Linked DNA regions of Homo sapiens: all the other regions are linked to region 4. Evidence: chromatin contacts called from ENCODE Hi-C or POLR2A ChIA-PET data. All regions are on one chromosome and are shown on one strand. The core of a region is the stretch at or near the end of the contact, and the rest is flanking DNA. Distances in the headings are between cores, read along the strand shown.

Region 1 (4,307 bases), core at 663-3,162, 380 kb after region 4:
CCTCCTCAAACTGACCAATTTCCTCTAAGACTCTTCAAACTGTTTTCCTACTGACCCCTGGGGCCCCTACCCGTGGCTTCAGCACCTGTCCGCAACATTCCAGACTCCTAGGAGGCCCGGTCATCTCTGGCCTAGTCCTGATCTTGCCTGTGTCCCTGCAGATACCGTGGAGGGCTCAAATCCCACCATGCGCGGAGTCCTCCAGCGGATCCTGGCCCAGCAGGGCTGGCTAGGGCTGTACCGAGGCATGACCCCCACGCTACTGAAGGTCTTACCAGCAGGTGGCATCAGCTATGTGGTGTACGAAGCCATGAAGAAAACCCTGGGCATATAGGCTGTGAGCTGGACGACACAGCCTAGGCAGAAATGGGACAGGAGGACCTGATGACCCCTGGCCCCAAAGAGCCCTCGAGGCCTCAAGGTTCAGGCCCTGGGGCAGTTTTTGGTGGCAAAAGCAGGCTGGGGGTGGGGGTGGGGCTCTGGGTCAGAAGATTCCTGAAGCTGGGGTTGGTGGTGGGTGGAGGGGGGCAGTGCTGGGTCAGAAAACTCCTGGGACTCCCTCCCCAGGGTGCAGCCTGAGACAAGAAACGTGGACTCCAGTCTGGCCCCTTGTGGGTCGTCCTGGCTCCAGGGCGAAATGGTGAACATGTCACACAACAAGGAATAAAGAGATGGTTTTTGCTGAACGTGTCTGGATACTTGGGCCTAGGAGTGGAACTGGGTGCATGAGATCCCTGGACCCAGTAGGGGAGCTGGGGACCTTGGGCCTCTGGGTCCTGAATGGGAATTTGTGTCCAGGAGAGGAAGTGAGGACCTAGGATAGGAGCTTGAGGCTTGGATCCCAGGGCCTTAGGCGAAGGGAGTGAGGGGTGTGAAGTGAGGGGTGTGATCGAGGCTGTGATCCCTCGATCCCGGTTGTTGGAACGGTTCTGGACTCGTGAGTGGGGCTGGTTCCTTGAGTCCTGCAAGAGAACTGGACGCTCTAGATGGGGGGTCGAGAGAGAAGAAGGCCCGGGGGATCCCGAGTTTCCTGCTTTCCGGCCTCCCCACCTCCGGAAGCGCTCGATCTCTAAGGCTTCAAGCGGGCCACGTGCCGGGCCTACCCAACCAGGCTGCCGGTGAGCTAACCCAGACATCAGGCCTGAGTTCGGGCAGCCGATTGCCACCGCCCACGTCGGCTGCCATTCACTACAGTTCCCGCTAATCCCCTCGCTGTCTGGTGGCCGACTCCGCCCCAATGCAGCGGCGCTTCCACTGGCTCCCACCAAAAGTGGGCGCTTTGATTTCCTTCATTCCCATTTGTCCAGACCAGTGTCAGTCACCGAACACCCACCCATGTCGCTCAGCCATTGGCTTAGAAGTCAGGGATAGAAAAGGATTCTGGTTAACAAGGGAAGCAATTAAAGTCCAAAGCCAACCTCATCACCCAGAACTCGTCAGGAATTGGATTAATTGGCTGCCCATCTTTACAAGCACCACCTCTCACGTGCATTCATTGGCTTGTGTCCACGACTATCAAACCTAACGCCCACCCAGCCGGTCCATAGGAGTCTTCCACTAGGCCCGGCCTTACAGTCCACGTGACTCTTCAGAACCGTCAATCTAATTCTGAAGCCGCCCCGCGAATCTGGCACTCGCGTTTCATTGGGCCTCCTGCCTTCTCAGATCTCCTTCATTTGCCCGCCCAGCACGGGCAGCTCGCAGCTATTGCCTCTGAGAGCTGTCAGTCACTCTGAGCCTCCCGCCCACTGCCCCTCATTGCACTCCGATTGGCCACCTCCTACAGAGCTCGCGATTGGTGTCCGGGGTGCGGCGGCTGCCTCCCATTGGCCCGCCGGAGTCGTCCGTCACGTCGGCGGCGGGAGGGGCGACTCTCTCCCCCCTCGTCGTCCTCCCAGCGGCTGGGTTCCCAGAGTGCTCCGCGGCCGTGTGGAGCGAGGCCTTGTTCCCGCGTTGAGCCGCCGCCGCCGCCGCCGCCTCCTCAGCTTCAGCCTCCGCGCCAGGCCCGGCCCCGCCGCGCCATGTCGGACTACAGCACGGGAGGACCCCCGCCCGGGCCGCCGCCGCCCGCCGGCGGGGGCGGGGGAGCCGGAGGCGCCGGGGGAGGCCCTCCGCCGGGCCCGCCAGGCGCGGGGGACCGGGGCGGCGGCGGTCCCGGCGGCGGCGGCCCGGGCGGGGGGTCGGCCGGGGGCCCCTCTCAGCCACCCGGCGGAGGCGGCCCGGGAATCCGCAAGGACGCTTTCGCCGACGCCGTGCAGCGGGCCCGCCAGGTGAGGAGGCCGAGGGCCTGAGGGGCGCGCTCGCGCGCGCGCGCAGGCGGGGGAGGGGGCGGGGGTCACGTGCGCGCGCGCGCGCAGGGTCGCGGAGGGGGGCCGGGGCCGTCGCGGGGTCACGTGGGCGGTAGGCGGGGGCCTGGCCCTCCCGCTGCGCCTCGAGTGGGATCCCAACGGGTGACCCCCCTGCAGGGAGTAGGGGCGCACTGGGGGTCACCAGGAGCGGCGCCTGGGTGTGCAGGCGCCCCGGAGCTCGGAGACGCACTTTTGGGACCCCCCCCTTAGCCCCCCGGCCTTAGGACATGCCTGGAGGCAGGGGTCCACCTTCCCGGGCGGAGGGCCTTTACTCTCCCCTCCATATCAGGGCAAAGGGCAGTGTTTGCCCCCAACCCAGTCCCATTTCTGTCCCCTCTCTAGGAGAAAGGGACATTGTGGGGGTGGGAGGGACAGTCCTTCCTCTTCAGTCGGGAAAGTGGATGGGGACCTGTCTAGGGCTGAGCACTTGGGCGAAATGGGGAAGACGAGCATGGGGACTGGCTCTTGGATGCTTTGGTGGCTTGAAAGCGTGGTCTGTCTCTTTGGGGGAAAGAAGGGAGGGTCTCCCACCCCCGTGTATTGAGGCGTAATGACAAGGAAGTGTCACATGCTGCTAGGACTGACCTCTCCAGCTCCATTTGCAGCCTCCCCATGGCCTGGAGGGGTGGGGGTCGGTAGAATGGGAGGACTTTGCCGCCGACCGGCTCCTGGGCTGTCCCAATGCCTCCGGGGCTAGAGACTGGCTCCTCCCAAGGTGGGAGGTCCCGTTAAGTGAACGCCTGTGTTCTGGCCCTCTGTCGTCTCTCTCACCCTTGGAGTTGGGTGGGTTCTAGCGTGCATTTGGTCTTATTGCCCATGGAACCGTCTGATTCTGGGACAGCTTGAAGGGAGGAAGCTGGTGCTGTCAGTTGGTGGGGACAGGCCCCCTGTGGGCATCCCATGAGTTTTGGCTCTAGGGCAGCGTAGAAAAATGGAGACTGGTGGAAAGGGAGATTCTTAACATGGTTTGGGTTTCTAAACCCCAGACTCTGATCCTAAGTTTGCTGGGTTGAGGTTTCTTTAAAGTTGCTCTTCACGTGTCTGAGATGTAACTTGTGTCCCATAGAGTCTTGGTTTTTTGTTTGTTTGTTTGTTTTTTGGAAACAGTCTCAATATCACCCAGGCAGGGGTGCAGTGGCACGATCTCAGCACACCACAGCCTCCACCTCTCCAGTTGAAGTGCTCCTCCTGCCTCAGCCTCCCGAGTAGCTGGGATTATAAGTGTGCACCACCACACCCAGCTAATTTTTGTATTTTTAGTAGAGATGGAGTTTGACCATGTCAGCCAGTCTGTCTCGAACTCCTGAGTTCAAGTGATCTGCCCGCCTCGGCCTCCCAAAATGCTGGGATTACAGGCATAAGTCACAGTGCCCAGCCATCCAGAGAGTCTTCTGTTTTGGTCAAATGAGGATTTCATATCCCTTGAAGTGATCGCTTTGCTCAAATTTATTCAATAAATTGATAAAAGGATTTTGAGAGTGGGGGAGATAGGGGAAAATTGAACTCTTCAGCATCCCAGGAAAACGGGGCTAAAAAAAAACACACTTTCTGGTTTTCTGAGCTGGGGCCACTGGCAGGAGGAAGTGTCTGAAAGCTCTTGGAGATGACCTGGGAACCCTCCCTGACACCTGAGCCTCTGTTCCTTGTCACCCCTAGAACGAAGTCAGTGTGGATTATGGGCTGGCCACAATTAAGACACAAATCCCAGGAGAAGGGAAGAGGGGAATTTTGATATTCCCAGTTAACTGGTGAGAACCTTGAGGCCTAGGTTCAAAACTCCTAGGATGTCTTAACCAACTGACTCTTCCCTAAGTTGGAGGGCCAGACACCAAGACCTGATGGGCTTTCGTGTCCAGGAGATGTTCTGAGAAGTTGACCTGGGTGCCATGGAGGGTTGTTTTTGGTGGTAATTCTTCTGTGCTTACTACTTTATTCTAGATTGCAGCCAAAATTGGAGGC
Region 2 (3,966 bases), core at 1,364-3,863, 300 kb after region 4:
CCCATCTGGGTACGACAACCAAAAATGTCTTCAGATATTGCCAAGTGTTCCCTGGGAAGGCAATATCACCGCTCCCCCGCCCCCCCGACACACACACACACACACACACACACACACACACACTCTCACACACACGCTGTTGAGAGCCACTGGTCAAATTTAGTGGTCATTGGGCAGGGCACGATGGCTCACATGTGTAAACCCAGCACTTTGGGAGGCTGAGGTGGGAGGATTGCTTGAGCTCAGGCGTTGGAGACCAGCCTGGGCAACATAGCAAGACCCCCATCTCCACAAAAAAATACAAAAATTACCCAGGCATATTGGTGCATGCCTGTAGTCCCAGCTACTCGGGAGGCTGAGGTGGGAGAATCACTTGAGCCCAGGAGTTCGAGGCTGCAGTGAGCCATGGCCATGCCACTGCACCCCAGCCTGGATGACAGGGCAAGAAATTAAAAAAAAAGAATTTGCTGGGCGCGGTGGCTCGCGCCTGTAATCCCAGCACTTTGGGAGGCCAAGGTGGGCAGGTCACGAGGTCAGGAGTTCGAGACCAGCCTGGCTAACATGGTGAAAGCCCGTCTCTACTAAAAATACAAAAATTAGCTGGTCATGGTGGTACGTACCTGTAATCTCAGCTACTGGGGCGGCTGAGCCAGGAGAATGGCTTGAACCCAGGAGGCAGAGGTTGCAGTGAGCCGAGATGGCACCACTGCACTCCAGCCTGGGTGACAGAGCAAGACTCTGTCAAAAAAAAAAAAAAAAAAAAAAAATTAGTGGCCATGGCAAATGTGAGGTCCCAACCACATGGCCAAGATGGCTTACCCCACCTCCCACCAGCAATACACCAAAGTCCTTGAGTGGGAAAGTCAAGGATGGGAGGCGAGGAGGAGACTTCCTGGGAGGGCGGGACTGGAGGCTGTCCAAGGAAGCAGCCCCAGGAGGCTTGACCTTCACATGAGGGGCAGCACAGGAAGTCCAGTCCAGCCTCTGATAATACTTAGACTCGAGAAAGATACAATTTATTGTTGACTCTGCAGGAGGGGAGACTATCGCCACCTTGTTAACTGGGTCATCGCATAATCAGACCCTGGAGGGTGGGCCTTCCTCACCACCCCAACTTGCAAATGTGAAATTCAGACACAGAGAGGAGCACCAGGGCAAGGTCATACACCTAATGCTACAGGAAATGCAGAGGCAAGGGAGATGGTGGGTAATAAATTATAATACTGAGCTGGGCGCAGTGGCTCATGCCTGGAATCCCAGCACTTTGGGAGGCTGAGGCAGGAGGATCTCTTGAGCTCAGGAGTTGGAGAGCAGCCTGGACAACATAGCGAGACCCCATCTCTACAAAAAATCTTGAAAATTAGCCAGGCGTGATGGCATGCACCTGCAGTCCCAGCTACTTGGGAGGCTGAGGTGAGAGGATTGCTTGAGCCCAGGACATTGAGGCTGCAGTGAGCTATGAGCATGCCACTGCACTACAGCCTGAGGGACAGAGCAAGACCCTGTCCGAAAATATATATATATAGGCCGGGCGCGTTGGCTCACGCCTGTAATCCCAGCACTTTGGGAGGCAGAGGTGGGCAGATGGCCTGAGGTCAGGAGTCTGAGACCAGCCTGAACAACATGGAGAAACTTTGTCTCTACTAAAAATACAAAAAAATTAGCCGGGCGTGGTGGCACATGCCTGTAATCCCAGCTACTCGGGAGGCTGAGGCAGGAGAATCGCTTGGACCTGGGAGGCTGAGGTTGTAGTGAGCCGAGATTGGGCCATTGCACTCCAGCCTGGGCGCCAAGAGCGAAACTCTGTCTCAAAAAAAAAAAAAAAAGGGTATAGATATAGATAAAGATAAATTACAATACTGGAGAGGAGGGGTGTTATTTTGGGAAAGCGAGGCAGCCCTGGGGACTCACTGTCCCCCTCCCAATATGAACCCAGCTGTCTTACTCCTCCACTCTCCTCCTTAGGCCAGGCTGGGGGTGACCCCACCTGGGACGAGCTCAATGCCCAGTAGAGGTGTACCAGGGGAGCCCACCAGCATCTGCACCCAATCATGGGAGGAAAATCGTGGTTTTACTATGCAGCTTCAGGACAAGCCCTCCAGGAACCTACCGCCCCCCACCCGCAAACCAGATCGCCGCTCCGGAGCCCCCAGCCCACTGGGAGGGCTCGCGGTTACTGCAAGGATTCTGGCGAATGAGGTCTAAATAGAATGAGAAGGGGGGCTGCGGACCGAGAAACTGAGGCAAGGCCTGGGGCGGGAGGGTGGAGGCTAAGGGGGAGGGGCAGGACTTCTCAGATGCCTGTTTACCAGGCGCTCCCCTCCCTTCCTCCGCCCAATTTCTGCGGGTGGCCAAGCCTGGCTGGGGGCTGGGACGGGGGAGACTGCACTGGTGGCTCCCTAAGGGGCCTCACCCCCAAGGCAGGGGTCGGAGCACGTGGCGTCCCGGACTTCTCTGGGAGGCCCCCTGGGGAGGGAGGTCCCTGCACCACCTCCCCCCACCCCAGCCCCCTCCATCATCCCGGGGCGGGACCAAGGGGCGGAGCGGGAGGGTGACCGGCCGTGACGCGTGCCCCGCCCGCTCATATAGCGGCTCCCGGGGGCGCAGGGACCGTGCTCCGCCGTCTCCGCCGCATCTTCCACCCTCGCCGCCGCCGCAGCTCCCCGCGCTCGTGCCACCGCCGCCGCGTCCACCCTCAGCGCCACCGCCATGCGGGAGATCGTGCACCTGCAGGCCGGCCAGTGCGGCAACCAGATCGGGGCCAAGGTGCTCGGGGAACGGGGCCCGGGGAGGCAGTGGCGGCCCCGGGGAGCACCGCGGGGTCGGTCCCCGGAGCACCCCGCAACCTGGGAGTCTTTGGAAAGGAATGAGGTCCCCAGGAGGCCAGCGCGCCCCAGGGGCCTTGGGGGAAGGGTCGCGGGGTGGGGGTGGCAGGGCCAGACTGGGAACAAAGAGGCTGCGGAGAGTGGGAGCCAGCCTTCTGTCCGCCTGTCACAGCTGGGCCCACAGCTGGGCCACTGTCCCCTCCTCACGCACAAAGAGCCCCGGTGCCTCCCCCGGGCTGCAGCCTGGGTGCGCTGGCACCAGCCGGCCCCGCTGGGTGCTGACTCGGCTGCACCCCGCCCCCACCGCTCCTTCTTGCTGCCTCATCCTCGCCCCGACACCATGCCTCTAGGTCCCCCGTTCACCTTGCTGGGGGAGAGGTGGCAGCTAGGGAGCTAGTTGGGGGCTGGGGGCAGTCCTCGGCTTGGCCACCGGCTTCCCCTCTCTCAACTCTTCCGACCACCTCTCTCTCTAGTTTTGGGAGGTTATCAGTGACGAACATGGCATCGACCCCACAGGCACATACCATGGGGACAGTGACCTGCAACTGGAGAGGATCAACGTGTACTACAACGAGGCCACAGGTAGGGCGAAGGAGGCACCTTCCAGGTGGGAAGGGGCAGCTGGGAGGGAACAGGATGCTACCGGGCGCCTGTGGTTCCTGGCACGCATCGAACTGCCCTCCATCTGTTTCCCTGCAGGAGGAAATTATGTCCCCAGAGCGGTGCTGGTGGACCTGGAACCCGGCACCATGGACTCTGTCCGTTCTGGCCCCTTCGGTCAGATCTTTCGGCCGGACAACTTCGTGTTTGGTGAGTCCCCCAGCAGGGAGCCAGAGGCTGGAAAACCTCCTTATTCCTGCTAACACCACAGAGTCAACAGCCACCACCGGGGCCCACAGACCAGAGATGGGGTGGACAGGGCACCAGGCACCAGCCCTGCATCCAGGGCTGTGATGAGGGGATGCTCAGGCCACTGTGAGAGCCCTGAGGAGGGCGGATACAGAGAAGGATTCAGGGAAGTCTTCCTGGAGGAGGTGGCATTTTAATTCAACGGTCTGAACCGGAACCAGACTGCCTGGGTGCACATCCCAATTCTGCCACTTCATGCATTCAACAAACAGTGAGCACTCACTGCATACCA
Region 3 (4,210 bases), core at 188-2,687, 440 kb after region 4:
CAGGCACACGCCACATTGCCCGGCTAATCTTTGTACTTTTTTTGTAGAGATGGGGTCTCACTACGTTACCCAGGCTGGTCTTGAACTCCTGAGCTCGAGCAATCCGCCCGCCTCAGCCTCCCAAAGTGTTGGGATTACCGGTGTGAGCCACTGTGCCCGGCCTAAAATCTACCAATTTTTAAATGTCAGCCGGGTCAGGTTGGCAGAACAGTATGTGCAGGATCAAAGAGGCCACATCCTGACTTGTGAACCGAGGCTCAAAAGCCAGCAACAGGCACCTTTTGGTGGTTTAAAGCCACTTCTGGAACTCTGACGCTCTGCACCCTTTCCCAGAGAGAGAACATCCCTGACCCGGGATTCTGGTCCCCTGAGTCACCCGTGTGCCCTGACGAGTGCCCCTGGCACCCAGGAAAGACCCTGCTCACCAGGGCTGTTGATGTACATGTGGATGGGCTTCTTGTTGCTCTCGGATTGCAGGAAGAGGAGCTGTGCGATAACAAGGCTGGCAACGCTGTCATCGATCTGCAGGTGGAGAGGGCAGGGGTGTCCCCAGATTCGGGGTGGGGAGAGAGTTTTAAGGGAGGCTGGGGATGGGTCAGGGAACCAGGAAGGGGGACCAGAGCCCAAAGTAAAAGGGATGGGGAAGAATTTAGGCCCCAGAAGGGGATGGGGAGAGAGTAGTGGAGAGGACCCAGGGGGTTTGGAGCACAGGAAGGGGGGAGTCAGGGGGCTAGGGACACAGGAAAGGAAGGGGTGAGAATGGCTGGGGAGAGTCTTGAGCGTAGGAATGAGGGGAGCGGTGCCAGGTGTCAGGAAGGAAGTCGGAGATTAAGAGCCGAGGAGCAGAGAAGGGGTGAGGAGCGGGTTGGGGGACCGGGAGCCAGGAGGGGAGTCAGAAGGGGAGGGAAGGGGGTTAGAAGGGGAGCGGAGCCTGAGGGAAAGTCTGGGGCCAGGGAAGGAGGGGCGCAGGGAGTGTCGGCAGGCGCTTGGGAGAGTCCTGGGGAGGGTCCCGGCGCGGGGCGCTCACCGGGCCCATGACGCACACGATGCGCTCCCGCAGCAGCCGCGAGTAGATGTCATAGGCGCGCTCGCCGCGACCCTGGGGGTAGAAAGATGGAGGTGAGGGGCCGGGGCAGCCAGCCGATCCCCACCCAGCCCGGAGCCCCCGAACCGTGTCCCCGCCCGGCCGCCGTACCGTCTGCTCCACCACGATGGGAATGAGCGGGAGAGCCCGGGTCGCCGTCGCGTGCAGGCACCGCTGCAGGGCCAGGCCGTTCTGGAGTGTCCGCTGCGGCGGCCGCTGCGCTGGAAAGTGAGCGGCGAGGCGAGGCCCCAGCGCGGGGTACCTGCATGACGCCACCCGGGCCCCCCCTACCAATATTCCGGGCCACATCCCTCCGCACGCCCCGGTCGGCTTCCGTCCGATGGCGGAACTACAGCTTCCGGCGTGCTTTGCGCCTGGGAGCTCGCTCGCTAGGCCGCTCACTTCCAGGAGTCTGGGCGGGCGCCATTAAGGGTGAGGCGGGGATAGGGACGGAGCCTGAAAGGGAGGAGCCAATGAAGTAAATTGAGTGGGCAGGGCTGGAGAAGTTTTAGAGTCTCCAGTTCGAGTCCCCTTACCGACCAATTCGTCTTCTTTTTTTTTTTTTTTTGAGACGGAGTCTTGCTCTGTCACCCAGGCTGGAGTGCGGTGGCACGATGTTGGGTCACTGCAACCTCTGCCTTCTGGGTTCAAGCCATTCTCCTGGCTCAGCTGCCCCAGTAGCTGGGATTACAGATGCACACCACTGCACCCGGTTAATTTTGTTATTTTTAGTAGAGATGGGTTTCACCTTGGCCAGGCTGGTCTTGAACTCCTGACCTCGTGATCTTCCCACCTCGGCCTCCCAAAGTACTGGGATTACAGGCGTGAGCCACCGCGCCCGGCCTCGTCTTCGTTTTCTACTGTTTCTGCTTTATTTATTTTTATTTTTTTGAGACAGAATCTCACTCTGTGGCCCAGGCTGGAGTGCAGTGGCGCCATCCTAGCTCAATGTGGCCTCAAATTTCTGGGCCCAAGCAACCCTCCCTCCCACCTTGCTCTCCAGAGTAGCTGGGACTACAGTTGTGTGCTACCACATCTGGCAAATATATATATATATGTATTAGAGATGGGGTCTTACTATGTCGCCCAGGCTGGTCTCAAACTCCTGGCCTCAAGTGATCCTCCCACCTTTGCCTCCCAAAGTGCTGGGACTACAGGCATGAGCCACCACACCCCACTTATTCCTTATTTTAAAAATAGCTGCAGGGCCGGGCACAGTGGCTCACGCCTGTAATCTTAGCACTTTGGGAGGCTGAGGTGGGCGGATCACGAGGTCAGGAGATCGAAACCATCCTGGCTAACACGGTGAAACCGCGTCTCTACTAAAAATACAAAAAATTAGCCGGGCGAGGTGACGGGCACCTGTAGTCCCAGCTACTCAGGAGACTGAGGCAGGAAAATGGTGTGAACCTGGGAGGTGGAGCTTGCAGTGAGCTGAGATGGCGCCTCTGCACTCCAGCCTGGGCGACAGAGCCAGACACCGTCTCAAAAAAAAAAAAAAAAGCTGCAGTGTTCCCACAGCTCATCTTGGAAGAGGGGTCCCAGAGAGGACTTAGCCTGGGTCTTGGCCTTGAAGAGCTTCCAGCCTGGTGTGGCCGACTTCTACTGAGACCTCCTCATTCATTTTTTGGCCACCTGTGGAGTAGATTGTGGGAGCCCAGAGAAGGGTGTTGTGGATTCTTCCTGGAGATCAGACCGGAAAGCATTCCTAGGAGAAGCAGGTATTGGAATTGGGCTTTGCAGGATAAGTAGGAGTTTGTTAGCTGGGGAAAGGCATTTCCAGCAGAGGAAAAAGAATGGGCAAAATGGTGGAAGTAGGAAGATTGCTGGTAATGTTGGGACTTCTCTTTTTTGCCACACCTTCTCAAGCCAGATTCTTTTTCATCATTCAGTTCAATGTCACTATCTAAGAGGTGCCCACTGCTTCATCCCCAAAGTCTAGAATAGTGCCTGACACACAGTAGGTGCTCATTAAATACACATTGAACCAAGAGATGAAGAGGTGATAAAGGAGGTAGGTAGAGGGCTTTGGAGGCATCTGCAGAGTGGGGATAATGATAACCTACCTCCTAGGTTTGTGCAGAAAGTCCTCAGAAAGGGTCCAAAAATGTGTAAAAAGTGCTCAGTTTGAATGATTTATTGCTGTGTTAGATCAGGGACCATGGAAGTCTGAGAAGTCTTCAGGTCCTCCCACATGGGAGTCTACTTGAAGTGTTTTTTTCTTTTTTTTCCCGGGGCAGTCCTTCGAATCACAGCAGATTCAGGCGAGGTGTTGTGGTGGCTCATGCCTGCAATCCCAGCACTTTGGGAGCCCAAGACATGTGGATCACCTAAGGACAGGGGTTTGAGACCAGCCTGACCAACACAGTGAAACTCCGTCTCTATTAAAAATACAAAATTATCTCGGCATGGTGGTGAATGCCTGTAATCCCAGCTACTTGGGAGGCTGAGTCAGGAGAATCACTTGAACCCAGGAGGCAGAGGTTGCAGAGAGCCGAGATCACACCACTGTACTCCAGCCTGGGCAACAAGAGCAAAACTCTATCTCAAAAAAAAAAAAAAAATCACAGCAGATTCAGAGAGACTCCTGAAGTGGATTTTGATGTATAAGAAGTTTACCAAGCAGTAAGCGGTAGACTCTTTTTTTGTTTTGAGTCAGTGTCTCGCTCTGTCACCCAGGCTGGAGCACAGTGGTGTGATCAGAGCTCACTGCAGCCTTGAACCTCTGGGCTCAAGCTATCCTCTCACCTCAGCCTCCCAAGTAGCTAGGACTAGAGGTGCATGTCACCACATCTGGCTAATTTTAAAATTTTTTGTAGAGACAGGGTCTCCCTATGTTGCCCAGGCTGGTCTTGAACTCCTGGACTTAAGTGATCCTCCTGCCTCAGCCTTCCAAACTGCTGAGACATGAACCATCATGCCCAGCTGGACTCTTTTTTTTTTTTTTTTTGAGACAGAGTTTTGCTCTTGTTGCCCAGGCTGGAGTGCAATGGCACAATCTCGGCTCACCACAACCTCCGCCTCCCAGGTTCAAGCAATTCTTCTGCCTTAGCCTCCCGAGTAGCTGGGATTACAGGCGCCCACCACCACGCCCAGCTAATTTTGTATTTTAAGTAGAGACGGGGT
Region 4 (4,129 bases), core at 544-3,043:
CCATCCCGGACCACACAGATAGGAATGGAGAACCAGATACCAGCACTGGATCCCAAAGTCTGTGCCTCTAACCTCTGTACAACACTGCCTCTTTGAACCACACTAAGCTGCTCCTGGTGCCTCTTAGAGAGTGGCATAATGAGGGCGCTCATGGGCAGGCAGATCACCAGAGACAATAGAGCAGATGGCTGTGTCTGTGGCTCGAGGGAGGAAGTTCCCTCCTGACCTCAGGGAGATCAGCTGAACCCGGAGACAGCTTCCTTCCAGTCATGTGATGCCTCAAAGAGGGGAAAGGGGGCATGATTCATCCCCTCTCCGGGCTGCGGTGGGGCCAGCTAAAGAAAGGGGCTCCATCAGACAGCAGCAGTGACTGCAGTTAGACCACCAGAAAGGACTTCCTGGTCGCCTGAAGAGTGTGAGAAAGTGGCAAAGGACAGGAGGTCCTTTATTTTTTTTAATTTTATTATTATTATACTTTAAATTTTAGGGTACATGTGCACAACGTGCAGGTTTGTTACATATGTATACATGTGTCATGTTGGTGTGCTGCACCCATTAACTCCTCATTTAGCATTAGGTATATCTCCTAATGTTATCCCTCCCCACTTCCCCGACCCCACAACAGTCCCCTGTGTGTGATGTTCCCCTTCCTGTGCCCATGTGTTCTCATTGTTCAATTCCCACCTATAAGTGAGAACATGCGGTGTTTGGTTTTTTGTCCTTGCTATAGTTTGCTGAGAATGATGGTCCTTTAAACAAACGTAGGAGAGGCATTATGAGGACGGTTCCTCCCTGCTGGGGGCAACCCCCCTCAGTGCCCCTCTTCCTTCCTCCAGGAAGAGGCGGGCACCCACTGTGCTGGCATCGTGCCCATATGCAAATCAGCACCCAGGCGCACTGCGGTGAACCCTGAGGTTCATTCTTCCCCATTTGCCAGCCAGCCTCCCATCAACAAAACCCCTGCCCAAGATGAAGAAAGAGCCAGAAAGGTCGGCTGGCTTTCCACGCTCCTTCGGGGAAGCAGTGTGCAGGGACAGAGGCCTCTGGGGTCTGGGAGAAGGGGACCCAGAGCCAAGCACGACGGCAGCAATCAACTCCCCACCCCCACCCCAGCACCAGGGAGCCGGCCGGAAACCGGAAATGCCTGTTACCAGGGCTTGGTTGGGGAGATAGAAAAAAGGGTGGGTGGAGGGGCCCTTTGCGTTCAACCCATCAGCCCCTTCATCAGGCAACCTCAAGCTCCCGAGGGTTCCCAGAGAGGGCGGGTGTGCTGTGCACCCTTTCAAAGCTCCGAAGCAGGGGTGCAGAGTGTGCACGCCTCATCCTAGCCCTCAAACCCTTCTGTGAGGAAGCCCGTCTCTCTTCTGCCCCATCCCCTACCACCCCAGCACACACTCCACTTTTCAGCACCGGTGGGAGGGTCAGGCAGATCTGGTTCGACTCCCAGACCAGCCCGGCAAGTTGAGGGAGCTTGGATGGGATCATTTTGCTTTCCGTTGATTCAATTGACTCATCTGTACGTCGGGAATGAAAATACTTGACCCAATGTTTGCGGTAGAGCCTGGTGTGAAACCCAGCACCCCAGACCCGGTCATGCATTAATTCAGCAAGCATGTGTGGAATGCCTACTGTATGCCAAGCACCAGAACCTAATGGTGATCAAGACAAACAGAGCTCTGCCCTTACAGGGCTTATGTAATCCAGCCAGGAGACAAACACTAAGCAGTCAGCAAGGTGAATAATTGATGATGAGGGTGGTGAGAGGGTGTGCCGGGAAGCACAGAGAGCTATGGGACCTGGTTAAATGCAGGAGGCACCTGGTAAGGCTTTGGGGTGGTACAGGAGAGAATGGTGCCATGCAGGCGACAAAGAGATGGTGAGCGGCTGGGTGCGGTGGCTCACGCCTGTAATCCCAGCACTTTGGGAGGCTGAGGCGGGCGGATCACTTGAGGTCAGGGGTTCAAGACCAGCCTGGGCAACATGGTGAAACCCCGACTGCACACACACACACACACAAAAATTTGCCAGGCGTGGTGACAGGCGCCTGTAATCCCAGCTACTCTGGAGGCTGAGGCAGGAGAATCGCTTGAACCCAGGAGGCGGAGGTGGCAGTGAGCCGAGATCACGCCACTGCACAGCCTGGGCAACAGACCGAGGATGTCTCAAAAAAACAAAAAACAAAACAAAACAAAAAAAAGAAGCTGGGTGTGGTGGCTCATGCCTGTAATCCCAGCACTTTGGGACGCTGAGGTGGGTTGATCACTTGAGGTCAGGAGTTTGAGACGCGCCTGGCCAACATATAGTGAAACCTGTCTCTGCTAAAAATACAAAATTAGCTGGGTGTGGTGGAACACGCCTGTAGTCCCAGCTACTTGGAAAGCAGAGGAAGGAGAATCGCTTGAACCCAGGAGGCAGAGGTTGCAGTGAGCCGAGATCATGCCACTGCACTCCAGCCTGGGCAACAGAGCAAGACCCCATCTCAAAAAAAAAAAATGAGACAGATAGTGAAGCAAAGAAGAGAAGCATGCTGAGCAGCTGGCAGGAACATCACATGGCAGATCCACTTTGGAAAAGTTGGTACGTTTTCCTTGTTATTACTATTATTTTTTTACCTTGCAATTCCAGCACAAAGGAAGAAAAGTTGGTACATTTTCTTCTTATTAAAAAAAAAAATTAAGAAACAGAGCCTCACTATGTCGGTCAGGTTGGTCTCAAACTCCTAGGCTCCAGCAATCCTCCCGCCTCAGTTCCCCAAAGTGCTGGAATGACAGGCATGAGCCGCCGTGACTGGCCTGGTAAGTTTTCTTAAAACATTAAGCATGCACCTATCATACGATATATTCCATTACCAGGCATTTACTCAAGAGAAATGAAAGCACATGTCCATACAAAGACTTGTACAGAATGTTCATAGCAGCTTGATTCTGTTTTCTTTTCTTTCCTTTTTTTTTTTTTTTTTTTTTTGAGACAGTCTCAGTCTGTCACCCAGGCTGGAGTGCAGCCTGGCCCAATCACAGCTCACTGCAGTCTCAAATTCCTGGGCTCAAGCAATCCTCCTGCCTCAGCCTTCCAAAGAGTTAGGACTACAGGCATGTGCCACCATATCCAGCTAGCAACTTGATTCATGATAGCCAAAAGTGCCATCAGTAATTCAAACCTCAACCAAGGGGAACATCACACACTGGGGCCTGTCGGGGGCTGGGGGTTAGGAGAGGGATAGCATTCGGAGAAATACCTAATGTAGATGATGGGTTGATGGATGCAGCAAACCACCATGGCACGTGTATACCTATGTAACAAACCTGCACGTTCTGCACATGTATCCCAGAACTTAAAGTATAGGCCGGGCATGGTGGCTCACGCCTGTAATCCCAGCACTTTGGGAGGCCGAGGTGGGCAGATTATGAGGTCAGGAGTTCGAGACCAGCCTGGTCAACATGGTGAAACCCTGTCTTTACTAAAAATACAAAAAAATTAGCCAGGCGTGGTGGCGCACACCTGTAGTCCCAGCTGTTCGAGAGGCTGAGGCAGAAGAATCGCTTGAACCTGGGAGGCGGAGGTTGCAGTGAGCCGAGATTGCGCCACTGCACTCCAGCCTGGGCGACAGAGCGAGACTCCATCTCAAAAAAACAAAGCGAAACAAACAAAAAAACCTCCATCAAGGGATGAATGGATAAACAAACTGGGGTGCATCCGTACAACAGAATGGTACACTGATACATACAACAACATGGATGAACCAGGACATCATGCTCAGGGAAAGCAGCCAGTCACAGAAGACCACAGATGGTACCATTCCACTTACATAAAACTCCAGGAAATACAAACTAATCGACAGTGACTAACAGCAAATCAGGAGGTACGAGGGAATGAGAGGTGGGAGGAGGGGGAGGCAGGGAGGGGTGGGATGGAGGAAACTTTGAGGGGCAATGGATATGATCCATTGATTTCAAGGCTGGGTTCATAGTTGCACACATATGTCAAAATTTATCAAATCAGGCCAGGTTCAGTGGCACACACCTGTAATCCCAGCTACTCAGGAGGCTAGGGTAGGAGGATCGCTTGAGTCCAGGAGTTCAAGGCCAGTCTGGGCAACATAGGGAGACCCTGATTCTTTCTTTTTTCCCCC

Evidence for each region. Hi-C counts contacts between places; a loop is a spot of excess contacts on that map. ChIA-PET counts read pairs that join two places held with the same protein, here RNA polymerase II (POLR2A). Pooled maps may share reads with other maps.
Region 1: a map with no recorded cell type shows a loop between it and region 4 (10-fold over the local background). The contact joins the promoter of KHSRP here to the enhancer-like site in region 4. A Hi-C loop is called at or near these places in 1 of 37 single-sample maps with no recorded cell type and 7 of 50 pooled maps. POLR2A ChIA-PET finds 5 or more read pairs at or near these places in 1 of 52 experiments (GM12878).
Region 2: a loop to region 4 is called in a pooled map, with 2.4 times the contacts of the local background. The contact joins the promoter of TUBB4A here to the enhancer-like site in region 4. A Hi-C loop is called at or near these places in 5 of 37 single-sample maps with no recorded cell type and 9 of 50 pooled maps. POLR2A ChIA-PET finds 5 or more read pairs at or near these places in 3 of 52 experiments (B cell, CD4-positive, alpha-beta T cell and Panc1).
Region 3: a loop to region 4 is called in a map with no recorded cell type, with 6 times the contacts of the local background. The contact joins the promoter of CLPP here to the enhancer-like site in region 4. A Hi-C loop is called at or near these places in 5 of 37 single-sample maps with no recorded cell type and 8 of 50 pooled maps. POLR2A ChIA-PET finds 5 or more read pairs at or near these places in 5 of 52 experiments (GM12878, PC-9, activated B cell and 2 more).

What each region holds. Positions count from the first base shown.
Region 1 is chr19:6,422,416-6,426,722 of GRCh38, reverse strand. It overlaps KHSRP (KH-type splicing regulatory protein), which reads left to right and starts at 1,912. Exons shown (of 19, transcript NM_001366299.1): 1 at 1,912-2,270; 2 at 4,287-4,307. The coding sequence starts at 2,022. It overlaps SLC25A41 (solute carrier family 25 member 41), which reads left to right. Exons shown (of 7, transcript NM_173637.4): 7 at 162-686. The coding sequence ends at 334. RefSeq lists an enhancer at 1,485-1,604.
Region 2 is chr19:6,500,956-6,504,921 of GRCh38, reverse strand. TUBB4A (tubulin beta 4A class IVa) reads left to right here and starts at 2,613. Exons shown (of 4, transcript NM_006087.4): 1 at 2,613-2,766; 2 at 3,299-3,407; 3 at 3,525-3,635. The coding sequence starts at 2,710. RefSeq lists a cis regulatory region at 1-212, an enhancer at 90-229 and silencers at 2,357-2,626, 2,637-2,816, 2,987-3,096.
Region 3 is chr19:6,358,758-6,362,967 of GRCh38, reverse strand. It overlaps CLPP (caseinolytic mitochondrial matrix peptidase proteolytic subunit), which reads right to left and starts at 1,437. Exons shown (of 6, transcript NM_006012.4): 1 at 1,196-1,437; 2 at 1,028-1,099; 3 at 426-522. The coding sequence starts at 1,393. It also overlaps a transcript of ACER1 not described here. RefSeq lists an enhancer at 1-762 and a silencer at 961-1,190.
Region 4 is chr19:6,798,680-6,802,808 of GRCh38, reverse strand. All of the region lies in intron 1 of VAV1 (vav guanine nucleotide exchange factor 1), which reads right to left. Among named protein-coding and RNA genes, the nearest start is that of VAV1, 28 kb to the right of the region's middle. RefSeq lists enhancers at 717-786, 577-1,097. Within about 2 kb of position 1,793, at least 27 of the 41 ENCODE cell types and tissues checked have a DNase peak (open chromatin) inside an H3K27ac peak, as active enhancers do; they include B cell, CD4-positive, alpha-beta T cell, GM12878 and 1 more, where a contact is called at or near this core.